Linked DNA regions of Homo sapiens: all the other regions are linked to region 2. A link is a contact called in ENCODE Hi-C data. All regions are on one chromosome and are shown on one strand. Each heading gives the region's core, a stretch centred on a gene start or an enhancer-like site at or near the end of the contact. The rest is flanking DNA. Distances are from core to core; before and after follow the strand shown.

Region 1 (3,870 bases), core at 281-2,780, 540 kb before region 2:
TAATAATATATCTGTATATATCTTAAGCTGTATTTTAAAATATATCTACTTAAACTCAGGAAGTAAATAGGGATTTGCGAATGATTGTAACTCAAGCATCTACCTTCCTCTCTTGAGGGGGCACTTTCCTCTGGCATGTTGAGGGGTTGGTGCTGTGTTGTCTCCTGAGTCAGTTCTTGCTACAGTTGCCGTTTGAGCCTCTCTTCTGGTTTCTGCTTAATTCATATCTGCTCATTACTTAGAACTCTCAGACGAAACTCCCTTGATATAATGCTGTAATAGTCAAGAGAGTCTCAATGGAGATGTGCTCAGGTGGATTCAGTCTGGTGGAGACCATGGGAATCTCCTTAGAGAAAGCTTCTCTTGTGCCAAGTCTTGGAGGGCACAAGGGAATTGGCTAGGTAAATGAAAATGCCCTCTAGGGAGGGATAGCATGGTGTACTTACTAGTTCAGGCAAAAGGGTGAATCTGGAGCTGAGAGACAATAAATTGATACCTGGAGCAGTGCACTTGTACTTTCCATGCAAGCTGTTTGGGTAGCTGGAATTAAGAGGTCAAGTAAGGACATACAGGAGACGAATCTCTAGAAGTAACTAGATTACCATGTTAGGCTGTTTTTGCATCACTCTAAATAAATACCTGAGGCTGGGTAATTTATAAAGAAAGGGGGTTTAATTGGCTTATGGTTCTGCTGGCCATACAAGAAGCAAAGTACCAGGGTCTGCTCCTGGTGAGGGCATCAGGAAGCTTCCAGTCACAGTGAAAGGTGAAGCAGGAGCAGCCGCATCACATGGCAAGAGCTGAGAGCAAGAGAGAGAGAGCACGGAGAGATGCCACACACTTTCAAACAACCAGATCACATGTGTGGGAACTCGGAGCAAGCACTCACTCATTACCAAGAGGATGATGCTAAGCCATTCATAAAGGATCTGTCCCCATGATCCAATACCTCCCCTTAAACCCCAACTCCAACATTGGAGGTCATATTTCAACGTGAGATTTGGAGGGAACAAAAGTCAAAACTGTATCAATCATGAAGGATATTGATATTATAGGATAGGCAATGTTTGCAGAATTGAGTATGGTCTGCAATTACTTCCCTTTACTTCATATTTTTACTATTCTTTGCTGCCTGATTTGAACGTGTTTTCATCCTCCCACCCATCCCTTCTCTTGCCTGGTTTTTCTGCCACTGGTGATCTAGCAGTTTAGTTCTTTTTTTTTTTTCCAGCAAAAGAGCATCGATTTCTCAATAGCAATTTAGTTCTGTCTCATCTAGTTAACATATGCATTCTTAAATGCTTTCTATACTTGTCTCACATTCTCCTACCTTCAGCTCCTGACAACTGCCTGATTTGCTCTGTATTTCCAAAGCTAAATTAGTAAGAGAGGGAATTAGATAGTTTAGATAATTCCTTTCTTCTCTATCTAACAGAACTTTTCATGACAGCCCTATCATGAGCTACTAGCCTGACCTTGGATTGGCTGCCCTTGGGTCAGACTCCAGGCCTGGTGGTATCTGGCAGGAAGGGCAATTTCGATAAGGTCACAGAAATCACATGGACAGAATGTGCCTGCCAAAGGCTGTTCCTTCAGTCGGAACTGTAAGCAGGGCTTTTGCCCTTTGACCAGGCCAAGGGAAGCAGGCCTTGTCATGCAGGGGTTCAAGGTCCAGCTCCACCACTTACTAGCCTTGAGTAAGCTATTTAGTCTTGTTAGAGCACCAGATCTCAAAACTTTAAATTGAGAATGAAAAATACGTAACTTGCAGAATGAGTGTGAGAATTAGAGATCGTATATAAAATACCTGCTTCACGGCAATTACATGATAAATAGTAACAAACAAGGTGGGAGGGTCACTTGAGCCCAGGCGTTTGAGATCAACCTGGGCAACATAGTGAGACCCCATTTCTAACAAAATGTTTAAAAAATTAGCCTGGCGTGCTGGTCCATGCCTGTAGTCCCAGCTACTTGGGAAGCCGAGGAGTTTGATGCAGCAGTAAGCCATGATTATGTCACTGCACTCCAAAAAACAAAAGAAAGAAGCACAGAATGTTTAACCTAGTCTTAAAATGAGACTTTCCCTACCCATTGCCTCTATTGTTGAACATTTTAAGTTTATCCCAATTTTCCATTTTTATAATTAATGCTGCAGTAAACATTATCATGAATATAGTTCTCTCTTTTGAATTATTTTAAGATAAATCCTTAAGATATGCTTTACTAGAACAAAGGATATAAATATCTCTATGGATTTTAACGCATATTGTCAAAGAGGAATCCAAAATAAATTAATGAGTAATGCCAAAAAATGTTAAGAACTTGCCAGTTACCTTGAAGACATACCTGAATTAAATATTATGCTTGTTTTTTTTTCTTTTGGGTTTAGTAGATATAAATGAGATCTTGCTATGATTTGTTATTATGACTAACAATATTAGATTTTAAAATGGCTATTGATTTTCATTTTGTGTGACTGAACTGCTCATGTACTGCTTATTGATGAGGTTACAAAGTGTATACAATATGTGCATATATATGGAATACACACACATATATACACATATGTATGCACATATATACACACACATACATACACAAATATACATACATATACACACACACATATATATCTCACTTATGATTCTTATCTCATTATAAAATTTTTATGTTTAACTTCATATACTCATAGCTTTCCACTCCATCATAATATTTGAAATTTCTGTTTTTATGTCAGCACCACATTTAAAATGCATTCTAACATGGGAAAGGAATAGCTCTTTTTCCTTGCTCTGTTCTTCTTCTTTTTTAAAGATCATTTATTATTATTGCCTACCAATTTATTCAAAATTAATTTCAGAATTATTTTATGGATTCTATAAAATAATTAGGTGGGAATTTTTATTGATGTTGATTAATGCAATCCATCCATTAGAGAAACTATTTTACTTCTTTACCAGTATAGAAGAGATTTCTGAAATATTCTTTTCTGTATACCAATATAATTTCATAATTTATCTTATGTAGTCATGCAGACCCCGACCTAATTCATAATATATATCTTTACTTTATTAGAGTCTTTATTGTTACTATTAATTTAAGCTGATTTCTCAGTTTTTGTGACTACAAATAATGCCTTCTTGTTACAAAATTTTAATCTCAGATAATTAATTTTTGAAGTATAGTTTTAAAAGGAAAGAAAGAAAGAAAACAAAGAAAGGAAGTAAAGGGAGAGAGGGAGGAAGAAAGAAGGGGGAATGGAAGGGAAATTTCAACCAAACTCCACTGTTTTCTAACATCTATTTGAATCTGTTTATATCTTTGTAAAAGCTATTTATATATTTCTTCTTTAAATAAATTATGATTATTTTATATATATATATATATATATATATATATATATATATATATATATATATATACACACACATACCCTTCTAGGATTTTCCTGAATTTTATTACCTACAAATAACAATACTGTTTTATTTCTTTCAAGTAATAACTTCTTATAACATTTTGTTTCTTTATTGTATTATTAACTCTCAAAGCAATGTAATCAAAACAGTAACTGAGAAATGAGGGAATGGGAGTATACAGTTCCCTCTCTTTACATTTCCACTTTGTTCCTGGGGGAAGACACACTTCTATACCCCCTCATTACACTGGACCTACACTAGTATTTAATCTCATTGTTGATAGCTTGGAAGATTCATTGGTGCATGCTTGGCCAGTGGAAGAGGGCGCCTTATTAAAAGATGTGTTTCTGTGCATACATGCTCAAATCTAATTTCTCTGCCTAAAACTGAATGGTCTGCTCCGAAGAACTGACAAAGAATAAGAAAAGAGCAGGTCTCACAAAGGCCTCCTGTT
Region 2 (3,547 bases), core at 278-2,777:
GCTTGGGAAGCCGGGCTCACCCACTGGCACCCAGATAAATGAGTCCTCCGTGAGAAACCCACACTGGTCATTACTCAAGACTCTCCTAAAACCTCGACACAGGCTTCCTGCCTGAGAGACTCAAAGTGCCCCTTGACTCCCTTACCTTCTGGAAAAGAAAATGTTCCCCCACCCCATCACAGGGACTGAAGTCATCTCCAGCTCTCCCCGCTCCAGACCGATGCTCAAAGCGGCTGGAGCCCCCGACTCTTGGCCCCCAGCCGGCCCCCACGTCATTGCCCACTGCAACGTCTTTGAAATGAGACTTAATATCCAGCACACGCGCGTGCACTGTTCAGCTCGCAGGGGCTCCGAGCATGGAGCTGAACAAAGAACCTCCGTGCAGAGGTTTCATTGTTCGCAAAAAGCACTACCAATGAGGGCTTTTCTCCCAGTGGTGAATCTCTCGCCCTTTTGGCGGAGGGTACTGTTTCAACACCCTAAATCTAGCTCTTCCATCTGATTGACAGCAGCCCTAAAATTGTCCAGGTGTGAGGAAGAGGATTGTCGGGGTTGAGGGCCTTTGAGATCAGGTTAGCTTTCTAGAAAACTGGTGGGTAGGAGGGTCCAAGAGCCAGGACTCCTGGGAGGAAACCGGGGTCAGGGTCTGTGTTTCATTCAGAGAGGGGAGACCTGGAGAGCATGATATGCTCTTGGGAAGTTGGAGACTATTTGTATTTACTTATTTGTTATTTTGACTTGTGAAATTATCCCCTTTCACTCTGTCAGGCTTCTGAGTCTGCACAATAAAAATTAATTACAATGAATTAGAACCTTTATAAACCACCCTTAATAGAACAGCGGCTCAGAGACAGCCCCTCCTCTGGCTTCTCGGCGGTCTACAGTTTAAAATTCGATCAGGAAATAATACTTCAAGAAGACAAATGTCTCTAAAATAAAGTATCTGTTTTTGGCTTTTATGGAATAAATCCTGGAAGTAATAGGATGCTGTGATGGTTAGCTTTCTGTGTCGATTTAGCTAGGCTATAGTATCCCATCATTTAATCAAGCACTAATCCACATGTAGCTTCGATGGTATTTTGTAAACGTGGTTAACAGCTACAGCTGGTTGATTTTAAGTAGATTACGTTGGATAGTGCAAATGGGTCTTATCCAATCAGTTAAAGGTCTTAAGAGCAAAAACTGAGGTTTCCTAGAGAAGAAAAGATTCTGCCTCAAAACTGCAGCATCAATGCCTGCCTGAGTTTCCTGAACTGGCTGGCCTGTGCTACACATTTCAGACTTGTGTCTGGCCCCTGCAATCCTATGAGGCAATTTCTTGAAATAAATCTCTTTAAATAAATAAATGAAAGTTTCTATCTCTATTCTACATTTCTATATCTATGTATTATTGATTCTGTTTCTCTGGAGAAGACTGAATAATGAAGGTATTTCAAAATCTTATGCTGAATTGAAATTGTTCATTGTGTAAGTACCTTCAGGGCAGGATGACAGTTCCTCTTTCTTTTCTGAGCATGAGGCATTATGCTGCACACAGGGTAGGAATTTATGAAGCGCTTACTGAAGTCACCGGAAACCCCAAGAAGCCCCATCATGCTTTTTTCAGCTTCTGCTCCTGCACTTTCAGTTCAAGTGGAAACATTTGCTCCTTCTCATTCACACAAGACTAATCAGCCTGACTTGGGAGTCCAGCTCTTCTCATGACCTTCCCATAACCTTGTGAAGTACTGATGCTCCCATCCGTCTCTACCTTTAAAAGCTGTGAGCCGAACCACACCTTCCCCAAAGGCCTCACTGCAGAGAGCCCAGGCGCATCACTTGGTCTTGCCTCCTAGCACTTGTACCTGAGAGCCTTTAGGTTTACCTCCGTTGTTCTGTTCTGGCCTGGCATTGTGAGATGATGTCCTCCCTTTCTCATTAGCGGGTGGTCCCTCTGGGGGAATTCCAGGCTCTGATGTTGTGGAACATGTATGGCCTTTGGAATTAGCCAGACCCAGTTTGAGCCCCAGTTTTCATACAAACATTGAGAACCTGATGAAGTCATGTACATTTTCTGAGGCTCAGTTTTCTTATTAGTAAAATGGCAGTAAAGTGACTCATAAGGACATGTGAGGAATAAATAAAGCAAATAGAGAGTTATCATTTATTATTTTAAAATTAGCAACAAAACATATATTTCTCTGTGTTAGTCCGGGTTCTCTAGAGGAACCGAACCAATAGGATAGATGTATATTTGAAGGGGAGTTTATTAAGCAGTACTGACGCACACAATCACAAGGCGAAGTCCCATAATAGGCAGTCTGCAAGCTGAGGAGCAAAGAAGCCAGTCCGAGTCCCAAAATCTCAAAAGTAGGGAAGCCAACAGTGCAGCCTTCAGTCTGTGGCGGAAGGTCCGAGAGCCCCTGGCAAATCACTGGTGTAAGTCCAAGAGTGCAAAAGCTGAAGAACTTGGAGTCTGATGTTCGAGGGCAAGAAGCAACCAGCACAGGAGAAAGATGGAAGGCAGAAGACTCAGCAAGTCTAGTCCTGCTTTATCCTAGCCACACTGGCAGCTGATTAGATGATGTCCACCCAGATTGAAGGTGGGTCTGCTTCTCTCAGCCCACTGACTCAAATGTTAATCTCCTTTGGCAACCCCCTCACAGACACACCTAGGAACAATCCTTTGCATCCTTCAATCCAATCAAGTTGACACTCAATATTTACCATCACATTCCCCTAATGAAGTTTTCTGTGGAATGTGAAATATAAAGCAGGTAAGATAAGCGCTACTCTGGTTGGTTCTAAGGAAAGCTTCTTACTTGTGCACTGGGACTCCCATTCTCTGTCCTTTTCAAGGGCATGCCTTCAGCAATGCTGTCTCTGTCTATTATATTACATGTAACACTGCTCTACTGGATCATCCCTGCCAGCCTGAGAACATGATGGCATAGCCTCCATCTTTCAACCAACCAACCAACAAACCAACCAAGCCATCATCAACCAAGCAAAAAAAATTCATCTTCCCTTACCCTACATGCCTCTGAAGTTACTACCCCACTTCTGCCCTCTTCTTTCCAGCAAAGTTCACTGACAGAGTTGTCTATGTGTTGTTTGTTTTCTCTCTTCTTGTTCTTTCTTGAATCCACTCAGTCTTTGTTCTCACTATTCCACTAGTCCGCAGCCCCAGTGGAGGTTGAAAAAGACCTTCACATTGCCAGAAGGTCTTTTATGATTGATTTTTAGCCACAGTGGATCACATCTTCACCTTGAGGTAGTTTCTTCACTAGTCCTTGGGGAACCACTCACTCTTGGTTCTCCTACCTCACTGACAGTTCCTCCTCAGTCTTTTCTACGTTGTTCTTCCCCATCCCCTAACCTTTACATTTTGGAATGTCCCAGGGCTCAGTTCTCATTTACAAACAGTGAGCAGGGTAGGGCTAACTTAATCTCATGGTTTTATCATCTACACATTGATAACCCTCCAATTTACATATCCATCTAGACCCTGTGTCCTGAAAGCCAGACTCATACAGCCAACTGCTTGCATGTCTAAGAGACGTCTAAA
Region 3 (3,556 bases), core at 669-3,168, 980 kb after region 2:
GACACGTGTTGTGTGCATTTGAGCATGTGTATCGGTGTGTGGCTGTGTGAGTGCCTATATAAGTATATGATCATGTGTGTGTTACTGTGTGTGTTGCATGAGCATGTGTGCCTATCTATGAGCTCGTGTTGTGACTGTGATCATGTGATCATGTCTAAGAGTGCCTGTGTGGGTGTGTGACTGTGTGTGACTGTGTGTGAGGGTGTTTGTGTGCATGTGTTGTATGAGTGACCATGTGTGTGACAACGCAAGTGTATGATCAAATGTGTGTCACTGTGAGTGTGTGTTGTGGGTGTGATCACATGTGCAACTGTGTGTGACCTGATGTGAGTGTTTTGTGTGTGATTGTGTCAGTGTGTGAGTGATCACATGTGTGCTATATGAGTGATCATGTGTGTGACTGTGTGATCGTGTGTGATTATATATGTGTGTGGCCAGGGGAGAATGTGTGTTGAGTATGATCACATGTGTGACTCTGTGTGTGTGTGTGTGTGTGTGTGTGCGCGCGCGCGCGCACTTGGGCACGTGAGTGTGCCGCACAGCCCGGGGAAGGGCAGCTGAGGCAGAGGACTTTCCTTGCAGGGGACCAGCCTGGTCTGGGGTCTGGGGAGAGGGTGTTGAGGAGCGGTGGTCCTCCCAGGGAGCCCGTCTGCCTGAGTGGCAAAAGCAAGGAGCAGGGTAACACTGGCATCTGCAAGCACGTCCTGGAAGCTGCCTGAGGCCTTCCATCCACACTGAAAGACTCACCTCTCAGCTTGTATCTTTTTTTTCTCTCAAACTTTAAAACAAATAATTTCTTACCACTCCAAAAATGCATTCCTGAGAAACTGGATCACGTAACAAACAGATTAGACTGTCAGCCTTCCTAGCTGGATGGGCAGGCAGCACGTCTAGTCCATTTTCCTATTCCCAGTACTTAGCACAGTTCCTGGTAGCTGGCAGGGGTCAGTGCATTCATTCAGCAAGTATTTATGGGGTGCTTACCATGTGGCAACACAGATCATAACAAAGTCTCTGATCTCAGGGAGTGTACAGCACTGGGGAGCATGATCACAGTCCCATGAATACATAGGTACATGTGACAGGTGCTGAAAATCTTGGATGAAAGAATGGATTCCGTTTCCAGCTCTTTCCATAGCTTTGTAGAAGAGACTCCGGCTTTTTCTGGCTATTGGGAGAGGCAAGGCCATAATCAATATGCCTTTCTTCCTTTACAAAGATATTATTGACCCACAGGCTTTGAAAACAAAAATTTTCCCTTAGTGAGAAAATATAAATGGATAAGCTTCATCTCCCCTGCCATGCCCTCTCTCACTCCTGTGACCACCTTGTGACTTCTTGGGTCCCTTCCCCCATTGCACCCGCTGTTCCGTCACTCTTGTCTGGGTAGCAAAATCCCACTTATCTATCAAGGCCCAGCTCAAATCCTGTCCCTTCTGGGGCAGAGGTCATCTCCCGATAGGTGACCCACCTGCATGCTTTAAATGACTGGGGGAGCACGTATATCACAGCATTACGATTATTTGCTCTGTGTTTGTTTTCTGTCTCAGCTGAGCTCCTTGAGGCCAGAGACTTTGTTTTGTCTATCACTGAAGTTCCCAGAGCCTGGCACGGGACCTCGTCCTTCTTAGATGTTCAACATGTGTGGGATGGATGAACGGATGGGTGGGTGGGCAGACGGATAATTAGATGAAGGCTCCGTGCCCGCCCTTGTGTCATGAAAGATATACACTACAAAGATGGCAACCTAGGACTGAGCTAAGGCCCAGGGACCATGCAAAGGATAGTGTTTCAACAGTGGCTGGCATTGAGTAGGGCAGCTTTTACGTTTTTATAAATAACCTGAAAAAGGAAGTTCAGACTGAAACTCACACGTCTATGGGTGACACAGAGCTCTTTCGGTAGGGAGGTTCCATGCCAAAAGGGTAGAGGAGGGGAGGATCCCCTAAGATATGAGTGGGCGGACAAGTGGAAGGTTGCTTCAGCGTGAACAAACTCAAACCACTGTATTGACGCGGAAGTTATCTGAGGTATAAGATGGTGCCTCCGGGTGATTAAGTTTGACAAGAAAGCGTCACTTCATTCAATCAATAAATTAAACACCTACTATGTGCTGGGCTTTGTGCTCAGGCCTTTACCTCCTACCCTTGAAGATCTCAGAGTCTAATGGAGAAGAATGCTTCCAATGTAGTGGGAAAAATAGACATAGAAGGAAATAATTAGAGATAAGACTGGAAGGGCTAATAGAAGAATGGTAGAGAGTGCTATGAGACTTCCGAAGAGAGCTGCTCTGCTATCTGTGGTGGGGAAGTCGGGAGGATTTATTCATTCTGTACTTATTTCATGAATAGTTCAGGGCATTTACCGTGTGCTCAGTTTTGAAGGCACCAAGTTAAACAGATATGGAGTCTTATCTCCAAAGAGCTTACAGTCCACTGGGAGTGATGGATAGGTAAAGTGTGGGAGGGGCCGTGAGGGGGGATTTGTGATTCAGAAAGGATTTCGCTGAATGGTGAAATCTTGACCTAAAGTCATCCTTTAAATTCATTAGGCAGAAAAGGGGGAATGTGGACAATCCCAGCAGAAAAAGCAAAGTGGGCAAAGGTTCAACAGAGAGAACACCAGGGTGTGTTTTGGAAACTGCCGAGGCTCCTGGCTGAAGCAGAGGCTGCGGGGTGGGGGTGGTCACCGGAGAGGCAGCTGGGCTGACAGGGGCCAGCACAGGCATGGCCAAGGATATGGGGAACCTCTGCAGGATTTTAAGCAGGACAGTGATGTGATCTAGATTAATGGTTAAGAAAGATTATTCTAGTCTTGGTGGAGGGTGGACTATAAATTGGAGAATGAAAGGGAGAGTGAAACCAGCAGCCAATAGGACCCCTAAAATCGTCTTAGCAAGAGCTTATGCACTGAGAACAGAATGAGTTAATAGACCCAGAACCAGTGGAGTGGAATTGTCCTGATGACACCAGCCAAGGAGTTTGGGGAAATGTTATTCTCTCACTGTGCATGTAAGGCACCCTGTGGGGACAGTGCTGAGCTTAGGACCTAGAGGCAGCATCAGATAGGAGGGGAGAAAAATACACCAGAGTCCTGGGGAGTGTGGGCTGGGCCATGGCTCTGTGTCCTTAGAGAGTTATGAGACTTGACTGAGCCCCCGTTGGGACTGCTGTGAGAAAGAAGCGGGATAACATATTATAAACAATAGCATCTGCAGCTGGAGTGATGTTGGGTGGTTTGGGTTCCTGTACGTTTGGAGACAGAGTCAAAGCTGGGGAACGTCTTTAAGCTTCTGAAAGCTTTCTTTATAGAGACGCAATGAAAATATTAGAGCTGTTCTATCTGGAAAGTACAAAGGGAGGATGCCAAAGTTTAAGTAAGCTTCATAGCACAGGCATGGAGAGGAACTCAAACTGCCTGGTTTCAAATCCTGCCTTTGTGACCTAAGATCCATATATTCCCTTGAGTGAGCTATTTAACCTTTCAAAGCCTCTGTTCCCTCATTTGTGTAACAGGGATAATAATGAGCTGACTGTTGTGAGGGTTAAATGATACA

What was found. Hi-C counts contacts between places; a loop is a spot of excess contacts on that map. Pooled maps may share reads with other maps.
Region 1: a map with no recorded cell type shows a loop between it and region 2 (2.3-fold over the local background). The contact joins two enhancer-like sites. A Hi-C loop is called at or near these places in 2 of 37 single-sample maps with no recorded cell type and 3 of 50 pooled maps.
Region 3: a loop to region 2 is called in a pooled map, with 4 times the contacts of the local background. The contact joins two enhancer-like sites. A Hi-C loop is called at or near these places in 2 of 37 single-sample maps with no recorded cell type and 3 of 50 pooled maps.

Annotation. Positions count from the first base shown.
Region 1 is chr11:121,230,206-121,234,075 of GRCh38, forward strand. No RefSeq gene overlaps it. Among named protein-coding and RNA genes, the nearest start is that of SC5D, 61 kb to the right of the region's middle. Within about 2 kb of position 1,531, at least 2 of the 41 ENCODE cell types and tissues checked have a DNase peak (open chromatin) inside an H3K27ac peak, as active enhancers do.
Region 2 is chr11:121,766,069-121,769,615 of GRCh38, forward strand. No RefSeq gene overlaps it. Among named protein-coding and RNA genes, the nearest start is that of SORL1-AS1, 310 kb to the left of the region's middle. RefSeq lists an enhancer at 1,734-1,783. Within about 2 kb of position 1,528, at least 2 of the 41 ENCODE cell types and tissues checked have a DNase peak (open chromatin) inside an H3K27ac peak, as active enhancers do.
Region 3 is chr11:122,744,398-122,747,953 of GRCh38, forward strand. All of the region lies in intron 1 of UBASH3B (ubiquitin associated and SH3 domain containing B), which reads left to right. Among named protein-coding and RNA genes, the nearest start is that of UBASH3B, 90 kb to the left of the region's middle. RefSeq lists an enhancer at 80-1,047. Within about 2 kb of position 1,919, at least 8 of the 41 ENCODE cell types and tissues checked have a DNase peak (open chromatin) inside an H3K27ac peak, as active enhancers do.